2 separate regions of the Mus musculus genome follow, and region 2 is linked to region 1. The links are chromatin contacts, found by POLR2A ChIA-PET in ENCODE. All regions are on one chromosome and are shown on one strand. Each heading gives the region's core, a stretch centred on a gene start or an enhancer-like site at or near the end of the contact. The rest is flanking DNA. Distances are from core to core; before and after follow the strand shown.

What was found. ChIA-PET counts read pairs that join two places held with the same protein, here RNA polymerase II (POLR2A).
Region 2: POLR2A ChIA-PET joins it to region 1 with 17 read pairs in Patski. The contact joins the promoter of Stub1 here to the promoter of Ube2i in region 1. POLR2A ChIA-PET finds 5 or more read pairs at or near these places in 3 of 5 experiments (Patski and embryonic stem cell).

The regions. Positions count from the first base shown.
Region 1 is chr17:25,270,537-25,277,758 of GRCm38, reverse strand. Ube2i (ubiquitin-conjugating enzyme E2I) reads left to right here and starts at 4,328. Exons shown (of 7, transcript NM_001177610.1): 1 at 4,328-4,438. It overlaps Gm17801 (predicted gene, 17801), which reads right to left and starts at 3,635. Exons shown (of 1, transcript NR_027452.1): 1 at 2,231-3,635.
Region 2 is chr17:25,828,789-25,836,010 of GRCm38, reverse strand. Stub1 (STIP1 homology and U-Box containing protein 1) reads left to right here and starts at 3,092. Exons shown (of 7, transcript NM_019719.4): 1 at 3,092-3,319; 2 at 3,767-3,965; 3 at 4,050-4,215; 4 at 4,380-4,467; 5 at 4,646-4,702; 6 at 4,793-4,909; 7 at 5,001-5,377. The coding sequence starts at 3,158. The coding sequence ends at 5,126. It overlaps Jmjd8 (jumonji domain containing 8), which reads right to left and starts at 6,968. Exons shown (of 9, transcript NM_028101.5): 1 at 6,848-6,968; 2 at 6,673-6,771; 3 at 6,479-6,527; 4 at 6,309-6,405; 5 at 6,158-6,226; 6 at 5,950-6,069; 7 at 5,805-5,872; 8 at 5,577-5,711; 9 at 4,168-5,501. The coding sequence starts at 6,939. The coding sequence ends at 5,421. Rhbdl1 (rhomboid like 1) reads left to right here. Exons shown (of 8, transcript NM_144816.1): 3 at 1-42; 4 at 118-266; 5 at 429-541; 6 at 634-734; 7 at 814-874; 8 at 955-1,546. The coding sequence ends at 1,226. Mir3082 (microRNA 3082) reads left to right here and starts at 4,583; the gene lies at 4,583-4,646.

The DNA of each region.
Region 1 (7,222 bases), core at 3,079-5,578:
CTTCTTGTGCTGTTCCTTCTGACTCTGCTAGGTCGTGCAACTGCTGCTGCTACACCCCCAACTCTACCAAACTGGTCTGCTGGTGGATCTGTGAAGTGTTTGCGAGTGGATGGAGCTGCCACTGCTGGCCTGTGAACTGAACTGCTGATTTCCTGACAACACAGATAGAATTTCTCCAAAGACCCTTTCTAAACAGGTCCACATCCTGTATCCTTTCTATCCCTCCAGCTCTGGTGAGTGATGGGCTACAAGGGAGGTTAAAGCCTTTAAAAATAAGGTATTGAAAAAATTAAAGTTATATAAAAGCAAGTCTACAATACTCTACTGATGGCCTATGACTGTCTCAACTGATTAATTTTTAATGCGCAGGTTTCTTTTTAAAGCTGTATATGTTTGAGTGTATTGCCTGAATTCATGTGCTCCATGTGCATGACTAAGATTCAAAGAGGGCATCAGGTTCCCTGGATCTGGATGAACTGGTGTTACAGATGTTTGTGAGGCATCATGTGGGTGCTGGGAACTGAATCTGTGTCCTTTAGAACAACTGTTATTTACTGCTAAGTCATCTCTCCAGCCCTGATAACGTGTTTTGCTGAAACACAATATTTACGTTCACTTTTCTTGCCTGTGGAGTTTTTTTGTTTTGTTTTTCGTATCACATCCAAAAACTCATTGTTGAATACCTTGTTAAGCAGACTAGCTTTTATATCTAGCACAAGGAATCCAAATTCACACTTTTGCTTATAAATCTCTTATTGAAACCAGACCCTAGAGTAGCAACCCCTATTCACAACCTTGTGTGCAGAGCCAACCTCCCAGCAGAGCAGGAGATGACACTCAGGGAACACAGGGCCCTACTCCTACATTAGGTAGTACCCAATCCACTGGGAAAAGGATGGGTGTACACAACAGCCAAGGCCCTTCACTGAGGTTTGTTTACTGATTGTCCACCAACCTCTTACTGCACTTCAATCTTGGCTATTGGAGATTGGTTCAAATGCTTTGACTCAATCGGGAATCTGAGTGTTCAAATGCTAAAGGTTCTTGTCCCCAATCGGTTTTTGATCGATCAATAAAGATGCCAGAGGCCAGTGACTGGGCAAAGGGAGATGGAGCAGATCCTTAGAGTTTTGAGGGCTAGGACATGGCGGGTGGGTGGCGGGTAGTGGAAGAAATTGCCATGAAGCGGTGGGATACAGATGGACATAGGACTGCAGGAGATAAAGCCAACCAGCAATGTGAGATTTCTGTTAAATGGCCACTGACCACTTCCCCGATTGGCCCTGAGGTAGCAGAGGAAGGTTTAGGAGTACCCAGCCTTGGAGTAGCTAAGGCATTTTAAAGTTAACTGGCAAGCATGTGTGTGTGTGTGTGTGTGTGTGTGTGTGTGTGTGTGTCCTCCATTCACGAATCCAGATAGCTCCTAGGAGGGTGTGTGCATGCGAGCCAAAGCCATGGAGCACAAACTCACTGCTACACTTGGCTTCCCTTTACACCCAGAGAGATGGCCCCAGTCAAGACCCCTGTCCACTGAGAATGCGTATCTTGAAAAATATAAAGTTTCTAGGCTGATATAGCCTCCTACTCCAGTCCAACCCAGCCAACTCCACATTACCATTCCTGACATTCCCTCTAGCACAAGGGCCTTTGGGTCTTAACACGGCATCTGCCCGGATATGAGTTCTCTGTGCTGGTTGAACTCAGCACCCTGGACCAATGGGAAGTGTCTTCTGCATCTACTCAGCAAACAAAGTGGTGCTATGGTGTTGTGGATTTGGTTTATTGCTTATATTAATTGGGTTCCCAAATTACATGAGAATTCACACATCTGCATGCAAGGCACAGTGGGACCCTACCAATTGGCTCTAATTGGTAAATAAAGTTGCCAGGCTGCCAATGGCTGGGCAGGGAGACTGAGGTGGGACTTTAAATAAGAGTTTCTGGGCAAGGGAACCATGGGGAAAAGAGGGATTTTTAGAATCGCCATGCTGGGGAAGCAGGAGGATCAGTCTTGAGAGCTGTAGGAGAGAAAGCATACGGCCATGTAAGAGCTGAGGATGAGTGGCCCCAGGGGGCCCTCCCCAAATAGTGTCTGGGGTAGCAAAGATGGAATATAGATTTTAGTAAATGATAAATTCAGGAGTCTCAGAGGGTAGGTGTTAGCAATGTGGAAGGTTGGGAGGGGCCCAGCTGTTGGGCTGCTTAGGGCATATTAAAAATAAGGCTGCATGTGTGTGTCTTTTATTCAAGAATCCACATGGAGCCGGGGCAGTGGTGGCGCACGACTTTGATCCCAGCACTTGGGAGGCAGAGGCAGGCAGATTTCTGAGTTTGAGGCCAGTCTGGTCTACATTGAGTTCTAGAACAGCCAGAACTACACAGAGAAACCCTGTCTCAAAAAACCAAAAAAAACAAAACAAAACAAAAAAAAGAATCTACATGGGATAGTCATAAGAAGTGCTTGCCTGCTAGGGAGATTAGAGTGATTTGCATACTATCACTACACCATGGCGTTACATCATACACTCCTGCTCTAAACCTTCTGCAGTGCCCTGTGGACCACAGATCAATCCTTTCAATAACTACATACGACTTCCAGCTGCCTCTCCACGCAGTCTTTCCCTCAGTCTCATTCCTGCAGAAAATCCAATATCCGTGAGTCCAGACCAGGCTCAACTGTGACCCTAGCTGAAAAGTAGATTCCAAAGTGGATGTGGTACGATTTGTGCAATTTAGGGGTGGAATCACATAGAACAGGACTTCAAGGTCAGTTGGAGGCCAGGCAGGGATAATGCATAGGACCCTAAACTAAAAAAACAAAGTAAAAAGATTACTGGGCCACTCAGAGCCACCGGCCACAAAATGAGAGCCCCCAGACAATCTGCTGATAACTTTGGTCCCAGATGGTACAATTCACAGGCCAACATCCCTAAGTGCCCAGGAGCCACCAGACTTGGAAGCTGTTTTGCAGGCTGGGATGGATCCAAACCAGATCTGTTGGGGGTACAGATCTAGTGTGTCAGGAACTTGTATCTAAGCCGACCTTGTCTACAACTCAGCCCCAATGAGAGACCAAGGTCCCTCAGGATCTGGTGCTCACTGTGATCTTAACTCTTAAACAGTACGGCTACGAACAGGAGGAATTAACAGGGTGAGCTCCAGGGAATGTTGGACAATTGTGGGCAAGGGGCATGGGACCTTAGTTCCTGTTTTGGGGCACCCAACAACCTCAAAAGGTAAGAGGAGAACGAAGGAAGGAGAGAGTGGTGAGTAGATGGACGGAGATACTGACAGATGAACACTGGAGTCCCTGGCAGCAATTGGACCCATAGTCCAAATTCCCAGGAAGCCCTTGTTGGCTGCAACTGGCCCCGAAAGGCCTCCAGCACGTGCCAAAAAAAAAGGAGCAGGCGCCAGAATGGCCACCAGGGGGCCAGCCGACGGTTCTAAGTACCCGTCCCGTCGGTGAGTCGGTGAGGAAGCATCCGAGCTGGGTTGCAGAGGACTGGCCGAGGAAACTGGACTAGGCCACGGCGTGACAAAAGCGTGTCCAGCGGGGCCAGCAGAAGCCGCACAGGGGTTTCAGGTGGAACTAAGGTGTGGGGTGCGGCACAGGGAAGAGGCCTGGGGCGCGCGCGCGGGGGGGGGGGTCCGCGGGTGCTGCCCCTCCCCCACGGCGCAGGCCCATTCCCCTCCCCCACTAGGGGGCTAACTCGTAGGTTAGGGAGCATCCACATTTCTCTCCCCGTCGGTTTTGCTTGCGTTTGGCCCTTTGTATGAGGCTAGTTCATTGGATAGTTTCGAGGTTCACCCCGCCCAAGTTCCTGAGCTGGCCAATTGCAGAAAGTGTCACAGCGCGCTAAGTTCCGGGGATCGTCACCGTACTGCGACGATTCCCAGGATGTTTAGGCCTCAGTGATCTTTGCTCCCGGGACTCGGGCCTTGAGCCCAAGGATACCTCCAGAGCCTGTGCCCGGGAAGGTGCCCTCTGAGCATCCGGATGACCCTTGGGAATCTATGCTTCTTTTTCCTCACACGACTCTCTGATGTGTCCTCGAGTGGACGCGCTCATCCCGAAGAGGAGTTTGCAGACGCTCCCTCGAGCCTAGGACGCGGCCCCTTTAAGAGTGCGGCCGTTCAGGGCACCGCCTGCTTGGACAGGCGCCCTGGGCTCGGGCTCCTTAGGCGGTCGCGGGCAACGAGGGCGCGGCAGCCGCGTGCGGGCTGCGGGAAGCTCGTGTTTAAGTAGACGCGTAGGCCACCGGACGGGAGGGACGGTAAGCTGAGCAGGCGTGTGGCGGGCAGCCCAGCTCAGGCCCCGCCCCGCCCGCTGGGGTCCTGCGCTCCGTGCTGCGCGCGGCGGGCGCGGAGGGAAGTCCCGAGACAAAGGAGCGCCGCCGCCTCTGCCGCCGCGACGGTCCGGGCCGCGGTCGCCCAGGTGAGCCGCCACCGGCCTGCGCACGCACTCCCATCTTCGCCCGGACTCGCCGCCGTTCCCAGTGAGCTTCCGGGAGGCGCCGAGCGGAGCCACGGCGGCCTCCTCTCGCTCGCGGCCTCCGAGTCTCGGCCTTCGGGGCACTAGGGCCCAGCCGCTGTGCCACGGGAGAATACAGGGTTGGGAGCACGGCCCACTGCCCCCCTACTCTTGGCGAACTGAGTTCCGCCGACCCCGCAACAGATAATCTGAGCTTCCCAGTAGCTCCCAGACGCGTTCTGGGCGGTGCTGGGCTCCGTAGTTAGGCGAGTGAGAGTGCGGAAGGCCGTGAGTACTGGGCCGTGTCGGGGCCTGTAAGCACCCGGAGTCACATCAGAAGGCTTCGTTCGTTACCGAGACGCTAGGCTTGTAGCTTGGGTTTTTGTGGGGGAGTCTTGTGTATATTCTCTGCCCCACCTTCCTTTATTCTTAAGGAACTGTTGTTTTAGTGGATGAGTTAGTTACCTGCCTGCATAGCAGAAAACGGGCGTCGAAGGGGAGTTTGTTTTCTTTCTAAAGGTATTCAGGCTGTGAGTGATCGCAGTCCTGCCCTCCTCTGGCTGTCTCTGCCACTGGAAACTTAACAAACAGCGTGGTATACTTACTGAAGGATCCTTAGGGCCTACAGTGTGCATTCGAGTAAAAGAGGCCGCTTCGCCCTATCCAAGCCAGCCGTAGTGCCTGGTACCCATGTTCCCTCTGCCGAGGTGGGCGGAGATAAGCAACCTTGCACAGGCTCTCTGACCGGTAAGTAGCTCTGAAGTAGGTGGTGTCGCCAGACAAATACTGTACACTGTAGGAAGCCTGGAGTCATAAGACCCATCCCTGTATGTCCTTCCTGTCTCTAGTAGTGGGGAGGGGAATGGTTTTTTGGTTTGGTTTGGTTTAGTTTGGTCATTGCATCACAAAACTTTTAGCTCGTGAAGTGACTGTTTGCCTGGGAAGGCAAGTTGTGTTTAAGTGGCTTTTGGAGTGCTTGCGGGAGCAGCAGCACTGCCCCCCAAGTTTCTGCCTAGATCATTGCCAGGGTGCTCCTAGGGTTCCTTTTCCTCGACCGTGGGGCAAAAGGCCTTTAAGAGTTCTGATAAGAGCCACCTCTCACTTCTCCCTGTTTTTGAGACAGGATCTCTTGTAGCCAAGGCTAACCTTGAACTCTTGGTGATTCCCTGGTTCTGTCTCCTTAACACTGAGTGTCCAGGCAAGAGCAGTTGAGCTAGCTTCTCGGTTCTTCTCACTTAGGATAGCTGCAGTTGGATGCTAGGACAGAGTTCTCTGGGCACACAACTTTATCCTGAAGTCAGTTACAGCTGTCCCAACAGCTTTGTGTGGCCCGGTGTCCAGGCTTCTTTCTCCAGAGCACTGGCCCCGGGCTCCAGAGAGAAACCTGTTAGGAAACCCTGCCCAGACTTGCTTGCCATCTTCTGCCATCTGATTGGCTGGATGAGGATAGCTGCTTCAGTGGAAGATGCTAGAGAAAGAGATTGGGCAGGCCTGTGCGTTGAGAAGTTGAAAAGAGGGACACATTGGAAGTGAAGCCCTATGCTCCAGTCACTCTTAGATGAGCGCCACCTGGGTCGTAAATTGCCTAAGAGATGACTATTAGGGCAGGTTGGGGTTTTGTGGCAGAACCTTGGTGCTTGTTCCTAGACAGGCTCTACTCCTGTGCTAGGAAAAGACAGTTGGGTTTGGGCTGGACTCTCTGTTTTGGACTTGAGGTCTGTAAGAGAGGAGCCTTGCCTTTAATTTGTATACTTTGTGATTTGGTATTGGAGTTTGTGGAGCATAAGTACTGTCTGTTGTGATTTATAAAAAAAGGAATCGGGATGTTTGATAGAGCCAGGTATGCTTAGAAGGAATGCCAACATTGTCAAGGCTTGTCCTGGTGGCTTGTGCTTTTTTTTTTTTAATATATTTTATGTGCACTATTACCTGTATGTTTGTGTGTTCGAGGGCATCCAGGTCCCCTGGAACTGGAGTTTCAGGCAATCATAAGCTGGCATGTGGGTGCTGGGAGTTGAACCCATTGGAAGAGCATCTAGTACTCTTAATTTCGCCAGTCCCAGCTTGTGCTTCTAAAAGAGGTTCTTCATGTTGGCTTAGAGTGTACAGGATATTAAAAATGCTGATATGAAGTGTTTGTCTTACAATGACCTCACCCACTGAAGTATTTCCTGAACTCTGGGCTCTGGGGTGATGCTGTACCTCTGATGGCAGTCCCAGCCCCTCTCTACTTGGATTTGTACAGTCATCACAAGCAGTCTAGGTGCTGTGGTGCGTGACTGTCAAGGCCAGCTGTGGCCACATGGTGAGACTGTCTCCAAAAATAAAGGAAAGAAAGAAAGAAAAAGTGGTCTAGGAGCCAGATGTAGTGGCTCATGCCTGTAATCCCAATACCAGGAGCTAGCCAGGAGTTTTGGGCTAACCTGGGCTACAGTGTGAGACTCTGAACTTAAAACAAGTCATCTGTAACTTCAGTGCAGGACTCACCAGAATGCTTTGACCCAGTGGGTCTGTCTGTTCAGGTTCAGAACAACTGTGCTTACAGATGGAGGTGCATATCTGATCAGCCCACCTGTAGCCCAGGGATCCTAGCTGGGTCAGGAACACGCAGTAAATCCTAGGGTAGTCACAGCTTTGCAGATAAAATGGGCAGCCTGAGCTAAGTCTAAATAGCAAGAACTCATGGGAGGTCTGCTTGAAGCCTGGCAGAAGCTGTAGCAGGGATGTGCTCTGGCAAGAATCTTACTC
Region 2 (7,222 bases), core at 1,843-4,342, 560 kb before region 1:
TGCCCACCCCCTGTGTTCATGGCCTCGGTCACTCTTGCCCAGGTGGGCCTGCCTACACATTGCCCTGGGGCCTCCTGAGTCCCTAGTCTTGACCAGCCCTAACACTAGTGTCCCCAGATCATCGTGTTCCTGTGCTACGGGGCACGTCTCAACAAGTGGGTGCTCCAGACCTACCACCCTGAATATATGAAGAGCCCTCTGGTGTATCACCCAGGACACCGTGCTCGGGCATGGCGCTTCCTCACCTACATGTTCATGCATGTCGGGTAAGTGAGCCTTGCCTTCCAGAGCCTCTTCTCCACTCCTACCCCCAGCACCTGCCCACTGACTCTGAAGGCTTATCTCCCAGCTAAGTTACACTGCCTGAGGTGGTCTGGAGTAGGCAGGGTACCCATCTGACCACCTCTGCCATGCTCTTCTGTGGCCAGGCTGGAGCAGCTAGGGTTCAATGCCCTCCTGCAGCTGATGATCGGTGTGCCCCTGGAGATGGTACATGGCGTGCTTCGCATCAGCCTGCTCTACCTGGCGGGCGTGCTGGCAGGTGAGACTGGCATATAGGTGGGTGGGTCCCCTGCCTACCTCACCTGCTGAGGGGAGGGCCAGCTGTGCCCTCACCTCTCCCTTTGCCCACAGGCTCCCTGACTGTCTCTATCACAGATATGCGTGCCCCCGTGGTAGGGGGCTCTGGAGGGGTCTATGCCCTGTGCTCAGCACACCTGGCCAATGTTGTCATGGTAATGGGACTGCCTTTCTGGGGAGGTGGGAAGGGGCCCATTGGACATGCTTCACAGCCTGTCTGCCTGCCCCCATCAGAACTGGGCTGGGATGCGGTGTCCATACAAGCTGCTGAGGATGGTGCTGGCTCTGGTGTGCAGTGAGTAGTGGGGCAGGTGGGGCGCTGGGAGGCCCTTTACCTGCAGACAGGGCCCCTCCCACCTGTTGCTCCCTCTGCAGTGAGTTCCGAAGTGGGCCGGGCTGTGTGGCTACGCTTCTCCCCACCACTGCCTGCCTCAGGCCCACAGCCCAGCTTCATGGCACACCTGGCTGGTGCAGTGGTAGGTGTAAGCATGGGCCTTACCATCCTTCGGAGCTATGAGGAACGCCTGAGGGACCAGTGCGGCTGGTGGGTGGTGCTACTTGCCTATGGCACCTTCCTGCTTTTCGCCATCTTCTGGAACGTCTTTGCCTATGACCTGCTGGGTGCCGATATCCCCCCTCCACCTTGACCTGCTCCCTAGGGCCATGTGGCTAGAGCCAGGCACCAGGTGGGCCTGCATGTCTGCCCTATATGAATGGACCTCTCGGCTGCTTTTCCCCACAGGGGCAGGGGGGCCCTGTGATCCCCCACCCCCAGCTGAAGCCAAGTCTTACTGCAGCCCTTGCTGCACCCCCCCCCCCCAGGCTTTCCAGGGGGAGGGGTGTTACTGGGCCAGGGCTGGGTGGAGGACCTTGAGCGTGGCCCTAGAGGAGACCCCTTCCCTCCCCACTGACCCCAGGACTTGCAGTCTGAGCCTTTTTGGAGAATGAATAAATATTTTACACAGCACCAGGTAGCTGTCCTGGGGCTCTGCAGGCTTGTCTGCCCCCTCACCCAAGCTGTATGAGACACCTCCCCTCCAGGACGGTCTGTGCTCCCTCTCTCCCTTCAAGCTCTGCACCTGACTTGAGGTGGTAGCTTTACTCCTGGCCATGGCCGGAATCCACAGGAGGTGGGGCCCCTGGGAAGAAACTGTGGACTTCCAGGTCAGTCCAAGTTCAGCAATCGTTTATTGTGCTACAAGAGCTTCCAATCTCCTGTTCTTTCAGCCTCCCTTCCAAACGCAAGCCCACAACAGAGCTAGGTTCACTTGGCCTGGGTCCTGTAATTCTTGGCAGGTCCTTGTGGGAGGCCCAGTCAGGGTGAAGGTCAGGCAGCAGGTCTGGGCATACATCTGCCCCCCAAGTTTGCACAAGACGAAGAGTCTACAACTCTAAGACACTCACTAGTGAGGTCCACAAGGGTTCTGGGGTCAAGTTACTAACCACCAGAACCATGATGGGGCCCTGGATGACCTCTCAGGCCCCGCTCAGCCCCGCTCAGAAAGGCAGTGAACTCTTGCACCTGGGCTAGAAACAGCAAGTAGTGCTTGAGTGTGTACTGGAGGGTTAGCAAGCTAGGAACTGTAGCCACCGCCTCTTCGTATATGAAAGCTGCAACCCCAGAAACCTCTGCCTCCAGGACCACTGCAAAGAGTGACAAGGAGGTTCTGGGGATAGCTTTTTTTGAGCTCCTAGAGCCCCCACCCAACTTGGGCAAAGATGCTACCTACTCACTCGAGGCAGTGGCAGAAACCACGCAGCGAAGTTTGACTGCGGCGCCCAGATCAGCAGAAAGCCGAGTTCTGCTTCTCCAAGTCCGGGGTTGGGGGTGTTAGCGGCCAACAGCTGATGCAGCAGCGGCTAGAAATGCCTCAACGACAGACCATGGGGTCAAAGGGTCTTGGTGCAGGCGCTCTCCAAGGAAACCAGCCGGCTCCGCCCTTGAAGAAGCTCCTCCCCATGACCGCGAGAAGGGCAAGAGTCCAGCCGTGCACCCGCAGCTACTTCTATAGCAACCGCAGAAGGTCCTTCGGTGTCAGCGTGTCACGTGCTTGTTTCTCAGCCATTAATGGCCGCAGGCAGCTCCTCCCGATTCCCGAGGAAGCCCCTCGAGAGCGGTCTGATCTGCGGGCCTCTCTTCTACCCTCAATTCCGCCTTCCTACCGGCGGTCCAGACGTTCCCAGGCTGTCGCGTGAGCCCGTGTGTGCCCTGGTGGTGCGCTAGGACCCGGGCCTAGTGACCGGCCCTCGGAAGGCCACTTCTCAATGACCGCTGCCACGTTCGCCCAGCTTGGGGCCGGAGGGCGGGGCTTGAGCGCCGATGGGCGGAGCCTTGGTCTGAGCAGGGTAGGTCTCGGTTACTGTAGGGCGGGGCCTGTAGAGCGCGGCGGAAGCTTCTCAGAGCTAAGGGAACTGGCTCAATCCACGAGGCTCCGCCTTTGCTCACGTGTCCCCATGCCAGCTCCGCCCCACACCGGAAGTTCCGGTGGCGGATCGCCGACCGGGCGGAGCTGATCGCTGCGCGGGCTGCGAGATCTAGGTGGCCGGGCGCGGAGCCCAAGCCGTGCCGCGCGGCGCCATGAAGGGCAAGGAGGAAAAGGAGGGCGGCGCGCGGCTGGGCACTGGTGGCGGCGGCAGCCCTGATAAGAGCCCGAGTGCGCAAGAGCTCAAGGAGCAGGGAAACCGGCTCTTCGTGGGCCGCAAGTACCCGGAGGCGGCGGCCTGCTACGGCCGCGCCATCGTGAGTGCGGGAGGGGCGGGGGCGGGGCCCGATGTGCCTCCCAGTTTTGTGATCCCGGACAGGGTTTCTGGCAGCCTGGACTCGATGGCTCGCTCGCTCCCCTGGTGCCCGGATTGCTGTTCCCGAGTCTAGGGCTGATTTGACTGGGAACTGGCGGGCGGGATGCTTGATTAAGTAAGACTAAGGATGACACCAGGAGCTCTTGCCCCTTGAGATTTCCAAGCCCAGAGCTTGTAGAGGGGTTGTGGGATTTCTCTCAAAAGCAGTTGGAGGCAAGAAAGCATGGCCAGAATCCAGAGCTCTTGATAATTCGGAAATCTCCAGTTCCTCTATTCCAGCCATGGGCCCCCAAAGCTGGAGCATTGACCAGATCATTGGCTTTCAGCTTGCTAAATGAGAGGGGATCAACTGAGCCCACACTCTTTGACGCCTGGTCTTGGTCCCCAGACTCGGAACCCACTTGTGGCAGTGTACTACACTAACCGGGCCCTGTGCTATCTGAAGATGCAGCAGCCTGAACAGGCACTTGCTGACTGCCGGCGAGCCCTGGAGCTGGACGGGCAGTCTGTGAAGGCGCACTTCTTCCTGGGGCAGTGCCAGCTGGAGATGGAGAGTTATGATGAGGCCATTGCCAATCTGCAGCGAGGTGGGCTGACAAGATGCAAGGTTGAGGGCACCTTGGGGGACCAGGATTGTTGACAAGTGTAACCAAAAGTGTCCACTCCCCTAGCCTATAGTTTGGCCAAGGAGCAGCGACTCAACTTTGGGGATGATATTCCTAGTGCCCTTCGCATTGCTAAGAAGAAGCGCTGGAACAGTATCGAGGAACGGCGCATCCACCAGGAGAGTGAGCTGCATTCATATCTCACCAGGCTCATTGCTGCTGAGCGAGAGAGGTGGGTCCCTCCCCCAGCAGACACTGAGTCACCAGCACAAGTGTTTTTATTGAAGGACAACAACCGGTACATGGGAAGCCCAGGAGGAAAGAGGCCTGAGATGGGGCGGGCTCTGTGATTTCCTGGTCAGGGCCATCACCAACTAGCTTCTGGTTAACCCTCAGGGAACTGGAGGAGTGTCAGCGGAACCACGAGGGTCATGAAGATGATGGCCACATCCGGGCCCAGCAGGCCTGCATTGAGGCCAAGCACGTGAGGGTGCCCCTAGTCCACATGTGGGTCATTGTGTGTGTGTTTGTGTGTGGCATGAAAAGTGCCCCAGCCTTTGGTGGATCTGTTGGCCCATGCATGACATGAGTGCCCTGGTGGACAGAGTGTGTGTGTCTGTGTGGAGACAGGAGTTGCCCACACATGGCACTCAACTCTGCAGGATAAATACATGGCAGATATGGATGAGCTCTTCTCTCAGGTGGACGAGAAAAGAAAGGTGAGGACCCCCGGAAGCTCATCGGCTGCTGCTGGTATGGTGACCCCCACAGCCCCCTCCAGTTCTAGACATTTTCCCCTTGTGCTATAGAAGCGAGATATCCCTGACTACTTGTGTGGCAAGATTAGCTTTGAGCTGATGCGGGAACCCTGCATTACACCCAGTGGTATCACCTATGACCGCAAGGACATTGAGGAGCACCTGCAGGTAAGGAGGGCCCATGGAGACCGGGCCATGGAGAGCCTTGGTACCCGGATCGGTATACTCAGGCCATTGAACACTCTTGACTCTGTTGCAGCGTGTGGGCCACTTTGACCCTGTGACCCGGAGCCCTCTGACCCAGGAACAGCTCATCCCCAACTTGGCCATGAAGGAAGTCATTGACGCTTTCATCTCTGAGAACGGCTGGGTAGAGGACTATTGAGGCCCCATGTCCTGCCTGGCACCCTGGCCCAGGAGGATCTGGAGACGGAAGCTCCAGTCCCTGTATAGTTTGTGTCCCTGGGCCTGCCCCCATCGGCCCTGCTGATGGGTTCTGAACTGCTCCCCTTCTCAGCATACCCCTTGCTGGACCATGAGCCTCCCTTGTCCCCCTTCTGGGCTGGAGAGTGGGTGAGGGTGGGCTGAGGTTGCTGCTGCTGCCACTGTCCTGTAATAAAGTCTGTGAGCACTACATTGGCATGTGCTGGTGCAGTGGGCTTGCCAGTTGCCTGTCTGGCTAGCCAAGGAAGGTAGAAATGAAGACACTGGTGTCCAGATTGAGTGTGGCATGCCACCACCGATCAGGAAAATACAGTACCTGGGAGAAAAGAAAAAAAAAATTTTGATTCATGGCTTTTTGAGTTAGCCCAACCCCCACCTACCAGCTACTGACTTCACCAGCCTGGATGGTACATTCTAGAGGCCGTGCTGACAGGGCTAGAGATGGGTATATTTCCAGCAGCCAGGCCAATGTGGTCTTGTTAGGGTGGAACTCAGGTGTCTTCTCAGGAGGGTAGAGGAACCAGCGCTGGAGGCAGGAGTGTAAGGTCACTATGTGTGCAATGGACTATAGACACCAGATTTACACACACACATAACACACACATAACACTGTACTGACCTTCCGACCATAGATAACCTCTGAGAAACCAGGCCCATGCCAGTGGAAGGGTACCCCAGATCCAGCTCCTGTGGGGTCAGTTATGAATAGCTGATGAACAAAATATATATGGGCTCCCCCAAGTTTGTTTTGAAGTAGCCCCTACCTGCAATTCCAAAGCTGTAAGCAGGGGTGGTTCCCAGGAGACGGAATGGTGGCGGAGAGTAGTGCTGGAAGAGGGATGCCCACTCAGTGAAGTTGTTGTCTCCAAAAAAGTACAGGGTGTCTGCCAGCAGAGAGGGTGATAGGCAGGAGTACTGGCAACAGTGGGCTCCCAAGTACCCCACTCCCACCGCTGCCTGGGTCTGGCTCACCATTGCCTAGGGATGCAGGATCCTGGGGCTGCAGCAGCTGTTCCACATATTCCTGGAAGGGCAGGTCCACTACAAGAAGGGGGAGCCAGTCGGGACTGGTCAGTTCTGCCTTTGAGATGTGAAGGCAAACCTTGCAGGGTGTGTAGCTCACCTTTCTGGTAGGAGTAGGTGTTGGCTGTACTCAAGCGAACAATGTTGTCCCCGAACGAGGCTAGCAGGTTTTCCCGGGAACACAGGGCCCGGAACTTCTGGGGATGAAGGATAAGGTAACTGAGCACTTGGCCAAACAGAAGCAGTTGCCCACAGGGTACGAATACTCACCGAGTTGTCCGTGAGTCCTTGCAAGATGACGGGCTTGAGGAAGGCATAGCTGGGGGGAAAGAGGAGAATGTTGCACTGAGTTTGAACTCTGCAGGGGCCTCTCCTACACACCAGGCAGTGAGACCTCCGCAGCCAAAGACCATGATTGGTAGTATGCCTAGAATCATGCTGAGACTTGGGGCAGGCACACATACTGCTGCATGAATTCGGAGTACGTGATGTGTGCCCGACGCTCCACTGTGCAACGCTCCTCCTCCATTACTGCTGCTGCAATTCCCAGCCCATTCTGTTTCCTGCAGGGACAACAGGTCAGGCCAGTCAAAGCTTTAAGTTCAGGCTCCCTCCCGCCACCCATTTCCTATGGCTCACCATCCCCCTTCGCCAGAGGCAGGCAGAATCACAGTCACCATCATCCATAGTACAAAGAGCAAAAGCAGACCGCGCCGCCCAGCCGCCGCCATGAACATACGGGTGCAGGCGCGCAGCACGCTGGGAATTCTGTCGACACTTGCGTAACCACAAGCCATTGGCTTATCATCCGGACTGCTGTAGCTACCTGCAAGCAGTAGCCAGCCGGCCTTGGAAGTCTCCTCCTTCTTCATACAAGCGCATTGTACACACACACACACACACACACACACATCCACACAACATCCCTATTTAATCATTTCCTCAAGGCGGAGGGAAAATTGTATCGAGCAGCCATTGACTACTGTGCGTTACCATGGCTACAGCGCCCCTACC